3 separate regions of the Homo sapiens genome follow, and regions 1 and 2 are each linked to region 3. Evidence: chromatin contacts called from ENCODE Hi-C or POLR2A ChIA-PET data. All regions are on one chromosome and are shown on one strand. The core of a region is the stretch at or near the end of the contact, and the rest is flanking DNA. Distances in the headings are between cores, read along the strand shown.

The links. A loop is a pair of places that touch in the nucleus more often than their neighbours do. ChIA-PET counts read pairs that join two places held with the same protein, here RNA polymerase II (POLR2A). Pooled maps may share reads with other maps.
Region 1: a loop to region 3 is called in a pooled map, with 4 times the contacts of the local background. The contact joins the promoter of CISTR here to the promoter of HOXC4 in region 3. A Hi-C loop is called at or near these places in 3 of 50 pooled maps. POLR2A ChIA-PET finds 5 or more read pairs at or near these places in 4 of 52 experiments (GM10248, GM12878, H1 and 1 more).
Region 2: a pooled map shows a loop between it and region 3 (2.8-fold over the local background). The contact joins the promoter of GPR84 here to the promoter of HOXC4 in region 3. A Hi-C loop is called at or near these places in 1 of 168 maps with a recorded cell type or tissue (motor neuron), 1 of 37 single-sample maps with no recorded cell type and 2 of 50 pooled maps. POLR2A ChIA-PET finds 5 or more read pairs at or near these places in 4 of 52 experiments (BJ, GM12878, PC-9 and 1 more).

Annotation. Positions count from the first base shown.
Region 1 is chr12:53,750,686-53,753,385 of GRCh38, forward strand. It overlaps CISTR (chondrogenesis-associated transcript), which reads right to left and starts at 1,294. Exons shown (of 3, transcript NR_186108.1): 1 at 1,089-1,294; 2 at 1-280. All of the region lies in intron 1 of LOC105378250 (a long non-coding RNA gene), which reads left to right. RefSeq lists an enhancer at 1-257 and a silencer at 874-1,143.
Region 2 is chr12:54,363,113-54,365,812 of GRCh38, forward strand. GPR84 (G protein-coupled receptor 84) reads right to left here and starts at 1,374. Exons shown (of 2, transcript NM_020370.3): 1 at 1,281-1,374; 2 at 1-747. The coding sequence starts at 739. All of the region lies in intron 1 of GPR84-AS1 (GPR84, ZNF385A, ITGA5 and GTSF1 antisense RNA 1), which reads left to right. RefSeq lists an enhancer at 1,303-1,392.
Region 3 is chr12:54,052,435-54,055,134 of GRCh38, forward strand. HOXC4 (homeobox C4) reads left to right here and starts at 1,401. Exons shown (of 2, transcript NM_153633.3): 1 at 1,401-1,927; 2 at 2,416-2,700. The coding sequence starts at 1,489. RefSeq lists enhancers at 1-178, 179-1,160, 456-615 and a cis regulatory region at 1,192-1,692.

The DNA.
Region 1 (2,700 bases), core at 44-2,543, 300 kb before region 3:
GGCTATGCCTGAATGCGTTTGTTCATTTGTGTGTTTCCATGTGGTCATGTGCGAATGGTATCTCAGTTGCTTTTTGTGTATTTTACTTGGCTACGTGTGGCGAAGGGCAGCGTGTGTGTTTTGCGCGCGTGTGTGTGTGCGTGCTCGTGTCTGCAGGAGGAGTGGGGCCGGCAGGGAGCCCTGGCTACCCAAGCATTGCCGTCTGTCTCTCTCCCTCCACTGGCTCCATCTGCCGTCGCTGAGGTCGTGACAAGGAGGCAAACAGCAAAACGGCAAACAGCTACGGCGGGAGAAACAAGAACATTGTAAGCCCCGCGCAGACTGTCCCTGTGGAGGAGAAAGGCACATGAGCAGCCAAAGGGACGGACACTCACACACACACACACGCACACACTCACTCCTGCGCACACAGGCTGCTCCGCGGACACGCTTCACGGAGCAGGTGTGCCCACGCGCAATACCCTCCTGGCCCACAGGCCTCCGCACGCACAGGACACACACACACACTCTCTCCTGGCCTCCCTCCCGCCGCCCCTCCTCTGAGCCCTGCGGCCCGGCCTTCCGCACCTCCCAACGCCTGCAGGGGTTGGGGGCGCTGGGGCTCGGGGCGCTCACTCGGACCTCGGAGCCAATCGCCAGAGATCTAATGGCTCCTTTGGCAGTGGGAAGGGGTGTGCGTGGGTGTCCTCTCCTTCACTCTTTCCCCAGCCCTGTCGCCTCCCACCCCCCTTCCGGCCGCGGCAGTTTCCGAAATCGCCCGGCGGCCGCGAATTCATTAGTGGGGGGCGGATGTAAACGCAGCGCGGTGGAACGTTTTAATTAGGCCTGAACAATAAACAAGCTAAACGAGGCGCGCAGGACTCCCTGGTGGGCCCTCAGCCTCCTCCGCGCGGCGCGGACTCATTACGGCTGCAGCCAATTTCATGCCAGCGCCGAGCACTGGCTGGGCCGGGAGTGGGGTCGGGGGTGCGTGCGGGTGCGATCCGGGCCTGCAGGGTGCGGAGCGGGGGCGTCCCGGGGCGAGGGCAGCGGGCCGGTTCCCGCCCGCCCGGGGCCGCGGCTTCCGCATTTCTGCACCATCCACCTGCCTTTTTCAGTGTCCTTGAGATGACGCTCCCTCCCCACACCAGAGCGGCCGGCTGGAGAGTCTAGCTTGCTTTTTAGGGTCTCTCTCCCGCCTCTTTTCCTCCCCCGCTCCCTCTCTCCTTGCGGCTGACTCCAGCTCCCCCTCGGTGCCCGTAACCCTCCTTTCCTCTTTTTGCCGCAGTCTCCGTCTCTCTTCCACAGGGTCTCTCCCTCCCCCTCTCCCCGTGGTTGTCAGACTTTCTCCTGGACTTTCTCCGCCCCGCACCGCCCGCCCCGGATGCCGAGCGTGGTAGACTCTGCAGCCGGGCTCCTCGCTGCCCGCTGGCGCTGCCTACACCCCCTTGGGCTCCCCTCCAAGGTCCCCTCCGCTCGCCCCTCTCTGCCCGCTGCCGCCGCCGCCGCCGCCTTCCAGGCCTCTCTCCACCCTCTGTCTCTTTCTGCCTGGGTTCTTCCTTTGGGCCGTCTACCCTCGGGTTTCAGGTTGGGCATTGCTCCCGCACCCTACTAATTGGGGCTCTTCTGGACCGATCCAACCAGCGAAGTCGAATTTGGCTCGTGTCCTTCTCTCCCTTTTTTGCGAAGCTGCAGACACTGCTTGCTGGCCCTCCGGCTCTGCCGGGACTTCCCTGGTTCTAGGTGGCGGTGGGTCTGTGGCTAAGTTTGAATCCCAGCCCTGGGCCTCACCATGTGAGTCTTAACCTGGGCTTGCTCAGCTGTAAAATGTAGGAAATAATTTTAGGTGCTTCATGTTGTGGGAATTAGCGCTGTGATAACGAATGTAACATGCTTGGCACATGGGACTTAGTCTATTAGCTCTTCCCTTCTGCCTTTCCTCAATCTGCTCCTCTCCCTAGCCTGGAGCTTTCTTAAAGGGTTTTGAGGAGAGAAAAACCAAGGTCACAGACTTTATAGGCCCCCCAAAATTGAATATCAGAAATTGTAAATGGTTCAACCTAACAAATGCACTAGGCTCTGATTGCAAGAAGTGCTGCTGAGTGTGTACAAGAAGGGAGGACCGGGATTGGACTGAACTGCAGAACAAAGGAAACCATGTGGACTGGCACACTGGACTGAGCAAATTAAAACCTAAGGGACACGTCAACCCGCATTAGTCCTGCCTCAGCAGTATGGCTGCCCTCTTAGGGCTGCAGAGTCATGGGACTGTGTCCTCTTGGGGGCTGCAGTGGATCTAGGAGTCCAGCTCCCCCAAGACTCCTGCACCAAGGCAGGAACCAGACTCCTAGAACCTCATACCATCATACTTCTCTCCCATCTATACATCACACACACACACACACACACACACACACACACACACAGAGAGAGACACACGTGTCCTTTGAGATTTTTAAAGGAAAATTACAAAGTGTGGGCCTGGAATTCTGTCTCTGCTTCAGTTTCTTTCCCTAGTTCCCTCCTGACTCCTAAGAAGCAGAATCAGCGAGTCGCACACCTTCCCCTGTGTGTGCTGCCCATTGTATTGGGCACTGAGGGGAGATCCAGAGGGAGGAGCACAAATCCTGCCCTGCTGGAACTCCTAGGCTCATGGTAAGATGAGGCTGGTCGTCAAGACCAACCAAGAGGCATGGAGCTCTGGGCATGCCCTCAACAAAG
Region 2 (2,700 bases), core at 124-2,623, 310 kb after region 3:
ATGCTAACCTGCTGTCCAGCTCCTGGAAACGACCAGGCATGGCCTCATCAGTCCTGGCCACATGGTTGGAGTGGATGCTTGCCTGTCGCAACTTGTATTGGTCCAGTGCCTGTGCTGCTCGTTTGACCTGGCGGTGGATGAGGCAATAGAAGATGCCAACACTGCTGAGCCCAAGCACAAAGTAGATGCCCATGAGGATGGTGGTGTAAGGCCGGCCTCGGATGCGGTCAAAGCTGCAGGTGCAGACTACAGGTACCAGGATATAAATAGGCCAGAGGGGAGCAAAGCTGGCCACGCCCACAACCCAGGTGCTCACCAGTGCCAGCACTATCCCCTTGGCACTGAAAACTTGGGGAAAAAGCTTAGGGTGGGCAATGAGGAGGTAGCGTCCCAGTGCGATGAGGCAGAGGGTCAGGATGGAGACAGAATTGGAGGCAAAAAGGAGGAGCCCAAATACCCTGCAGAAGGTGGCACCGGTGCGCCAGTGCAGGTGGAGGTAGGTGTCCACAGAGAAGGGCTGAAGGAGCGTGCAGTAGAGGAGATCAGCCAGTGTGAGGTTGGCTATGAGCAGGTTGAATCGGGTACGGAGCTTGGGCTGGATGGCCAAGGCCAGTAGGGTGAGCACATTGCCCACGGTGCCTGTCACAGCCACCACCACCCCCCAGCTAACTGCAACATAACGATAGCCCAGCACAGACTCATGGTAGCAGGAGAAGTTGGCGTCAGAGCTGTTCCACATGATAGAGGCTAAAGAGGCAGAGGGTGGAAGAGGAAGAGGGAATCAGAACCTAGCATTCAACTTAGATCTCTTGAACAGTTCTGGGACCCTGGACATCTAAACTGTTCCTGGACCTCACCTTAATTCAGTATCCTCCTGAACCATTCCCAGGCCTCTTCATCTCAAGATCCCTAACTCTCTCCTTAGGTTCTCTTAGTCCTTTCCCATTCTCAAATATTTCCCCAAGTTTTTATCTAAATATCTCTTGCCTAAATATCTTAGTCTTATTCTGCTCCAAACCTCAGTCCTCTTCTATATCCATCCCGCTGCTCTCAGTAAACCCAGTGCCCTCCAACTTTTTTAATTCCTTCCCCATCCCCAAAGACCCCCAGGAGTCCCCTCTCTCTATTCAGCATCGTGTATTCAGGATCCTCTCTGTATTCAGTTCCCTCTGCTCCTTTCCACTACACACACATATAGGCTTTAGTCATTTCTGTTTGTTACCACCTGGGAGATGAGGAGACCAAGAAGGTAAAAGTATACCCACAACAAAAGTGCTTACCTGAGTTTCTCAGCCTTCAATTCTTTCTATAATGGAAGAAGTTCAACTCACCCAAAGAGCAGTCCTTTCTGGTGGACAGTTAGGCTTCAAGCAGGAGACATCCTGCTCTTATGTATCCTATTATAGTCCACTGAAAGAATAAGAAACTCCCCCATTACCCAATCCCAGCCACTTCCTTCACCACCTCCGGTCCTACTCATTTTGCTTCGGCTAGTGAAATCTAGGCTTCTCTGTTGAAAGTCCCCCGCTACTTACCTCAGAGTGGTTTCACTCTTCCTTTCTCCTTCCTGAAACCCAAACTCTGTTTTCTTCCCCTCTTTGCATGGCAGAACTCATCTGTAAGATCATTGCCAAGAATTGCTAGGGCACGGAGTCAGAGCATCAGAACATTTGGGCCACTCCTCAAAGGGCCAAAAGATAAGACCAAGTTCCAGGAGCAACTTTAGGTACCCCCAGAAGCCTTGGGTTTGTTTCAGAGGAGCACTACCTTTCTTGTCTCCACGGCTTAGACATGGTTCAAGTCAGAGGGACCCATGTGACACCCTAGCACATTTGAGAAACCAAGTCAGATGAAGAAAAGTGGGGAATGAGGCATCCAGAATTCTGGTTTCATTCTCCTCAAGGGATCAGGGTCCTGTTCAATCATTCATTTATCCATTTACCCAACAACTTAGTACTGAGTGCCTACTATACACCAGACTCTGATCTAGACACTGGGGATACAAGAACGTCTGATATATGGCCTTGTGCATAGTCTACTAGGGGAGACAGATACATAAATATGCAAATGCTTAATCGATTCTCCAGAGCAAGGGTGAGTAAACTTCACCCTATGGGCCAAATCTAGTCTGCTGTTTTTGTATAGCCTGTGACCCAATCATGTTTTTTTTCCATTTAAAAATGGTTATATTTTAGGCCAGGTGCAGTGGCTCACGCCCATTATCCCAACATTTTGGGAGGCCAAGGAGGGCAGATCACTTGAGGTCAGGAGTTCGAGACCAGCCTGGCCAACATGGTAAAACCCCGTCTCTACTAAAAATACAAAAATTAGCCAGGCGTGATGGGTGCGCCTGTAATCCCAGCTACTAGGGAGGCTGAGGCAAGAGAATCGCTTGAACCCGGGAGGCGGAGGTTGCTTGCAGTTAGCCAAGATCACATTGCACCACTGCACTCCAGCCTGGATGACAGAGCAAGACTCCGTCTCAAAAAATAAAATAATAAATAAATAAGTAAGTAAAATAAAAATGGTTATATTTTAAATTGTTATATAAGTGCCTATGTAATATCCTCAGTTTTATCTCTTGATTAACACAGTTTAAAATATTTATAATCAGGCCCTTTGAGAAAAAGTTTGCTGAGGCTTGCTTTAAAATACTATATAGGCCTGGCTTGGAGGCTCATGCCTGTAATCCCAATGCTT
Region 3 (2,700 bases), core at 151-2,650:
AACTATAATTGTTATCAAGTACAACAAGGGGACCCGGCTCCCTCCCTGGGCTCTCCCCTCCGCTACCCCCCGCAACTCTGAGTTATGGGCGATCAGTTAATTGGAATCGGTGGCATGACAGGACCACCCCTAGCTGGGGGGGGGGGGTGGTGGTTAGGAAAGCAGCTTTTCCTGGCCCCCTCCCTCCTCTACGGCCCTGTCACCCCCCTCCATCAGAGTATTACTGTGAGTGGGTGGCAGAGAGAGAGCAGGGGGTGTGAATGGGCTGGAGACCCCAAAGGCTGGCCGTGCCTCCCCAACTTGGTGAGCTTAGCCTTCCGTTTTTGGAAAGCAGCCTGGAGCTGGCCTTTAGGAATTCGTGTTTACATGTAAACACACGTGTTACATGGATACAGCTCCTAGCCAGAAGCAAGCAGGCTCTACCCACACAGGCCTCCCTCTTAGCTAGGTCTGCCCTCTGTGGGGACAGAGAAAGAACTCTCAGGATCTTGGCTGGGCACCATCACAGGGCACTGACTCCTGGCAGAAAGCTCTCCTCCTTGCCCCAGCTCCTTGGAGATAATTGTCAGAAAATAGCAGGCCGGGCTGAATGGGGAGTGGAAACAGAAGCCAGCAGTAGAAGAGATCCTCTGCTCTGGGGCTGGGGCAGGGAGGGTCAGTGGGTAGCAGGGGAAGGCGAGACTTCTGAACTCTGCTTTTGCCAACCACTTCCTGTCTCTCTTCAGCGGGGGCTCAACCCCCAGACCTCCAGAAATGACGTCAGAATCATTTGCATCCCGCTGCCTCTACCTGCCTGGTCCAGCTGGGACCCTGCCTCGCCGGCCGCATGGCCAGAGGGTTGGGTGAGTGTGTATGGGGAAGAGGGGCTGGACTCTGGTATCCTTGGATGGGGGGCACTCCAGGCTCTCCAGCCTCCTCGGCTCAGCCTGGGCCCCTCCCCATCCAACATCCACTCCAGTCCTCATTCAACTTCCTCTTCCTGCGAAAGAGGGGCGCTGCCCCGTGACCTACACAGACTGAGACACGATCGCCATGAATGGAGACCTCTGGAAAAGCTCAGGAGCCGAGGCCCACGGGGCCCAGCAGAGGCCTGAGGGGAGACCCTGGGCGGGGGCTGAATCACTGCCTCCCGACAGTCCCCCAATGCCCGGGCTTTGGAGGGGAGCCGGGAGCTTCCCATCTCCTTTTGCAGGGGAGGGTTGTCAGTCTGGCGGGATGTGCACTGGGGGCACTCCAACCTCTGCTAGCTAACCCCACATCACCACCCACCCCCGCCTCCCAGCACCACCACCACCACACACACAAAAAAATTGGATACATTTTGAATAAAGCGATTCGGTTCCTTATCCGGGGACTGGGTTGCTCCGTGTGATTGGCCGGAGGAGTCACATGGTGAAAGTAACTTTACAGGGTCGCTAGCTAGTAGGAGGGCTTTATGGAGCAGAAAAACGACAAAGCGAGAAAAATTATTTTCCACTCCAGAAATTAATGATCATGAGCTCGTATTTGATGGACTCTAACTACATCGATCCGAAATTTCCTCCATGCGAAGAATATTCGCAAAATAGCTACATCCCTGAACACAGTCCGGAATATTACGGCCGGACCAGGGAATCGGGATTCCAGCATCACCACCAGGAGCTGTACCCACCACCGCCTCCGCGCCCTAGCTACCCTGAGCGCCAGTATAGCTGCACCAGTCTCCAGGGGCCCGGCAATTCGCGAGGCCACGGGCCGGCCCAGGCGGGCCACCACCACCCCGAGAAATCACAGTCGCTCTGCGAGCCGGCGCCTCTCTCAGGCGCCTCCGCCTCCCCGTCCCCAGCCCCGCCAGCCTGCAGCCAGCCAGCCCCCGACCATCCCTCCAGCGCCGCCAGCAAGCAACCCATAGTCTACCCATGGATGAAAAAAATTCACGTTAGCACGGGTAGGCAACTTTGCTTTTTGCTCCCCCCCTCCCTCCCTTCTTCCCTAGCGCTCCCCACCCTCCTCGGCCCCCTCTGGCCCCCGTCCTCCTTTCTCTCCTTCCCCCTCTCTCTCCAGGAGCGACTCTGGGTTAGCACAATTGAACTGGATTTACGAGCGAGAATGGGTAATTACATCCCCCATAAATTTTATGGCTTAGCTACTCTGGGCAGTCCGAGCCATGTGCTACGATCTGTTATGTATGTGTGAAAACTATGCTCGCTTTCTAAGGGCGCATAAATAATTCAGTGTCGTTACAATGAGGATTCCCCTCTTATTACACTACAAAGTCTTCAGCTTCCTTCAACTTCTTTATAACCCATTTAAGCTTGATGACTTTATTTCCACCACTCCCTCCTCCTGTTTCTCAGAGCTGAGGATGGGGTGAGGGTGGGGGGCGGGGAGCCTGCTGCCTCTGAACCCCACTATTTGCTTTTCCCCTCCCCCCAGTGAACCCCAATTATAACGGAGGGGAACCCAAGCGCTCGAGGACAGCCTATACCCGGCAGCAAGTCCTGGAATTAGAGAAAGAGTTTCATTACAACCGCTACCTGACCCGAAGGAGAAGGATCGAGATCGCCCACTCGCTGTGCCTCTCTGAGAGGCAGATCAAAATCTGGTTCCAAAACCGTCGCATGAAATGGAAGAAGGACCACCGACTCCCCAACACCAAAGTCAGGTCAGCACCCCCGGCCGGCGCTGCGCCCAGCACCCTTTCGGCAGCTACCCCGGGTA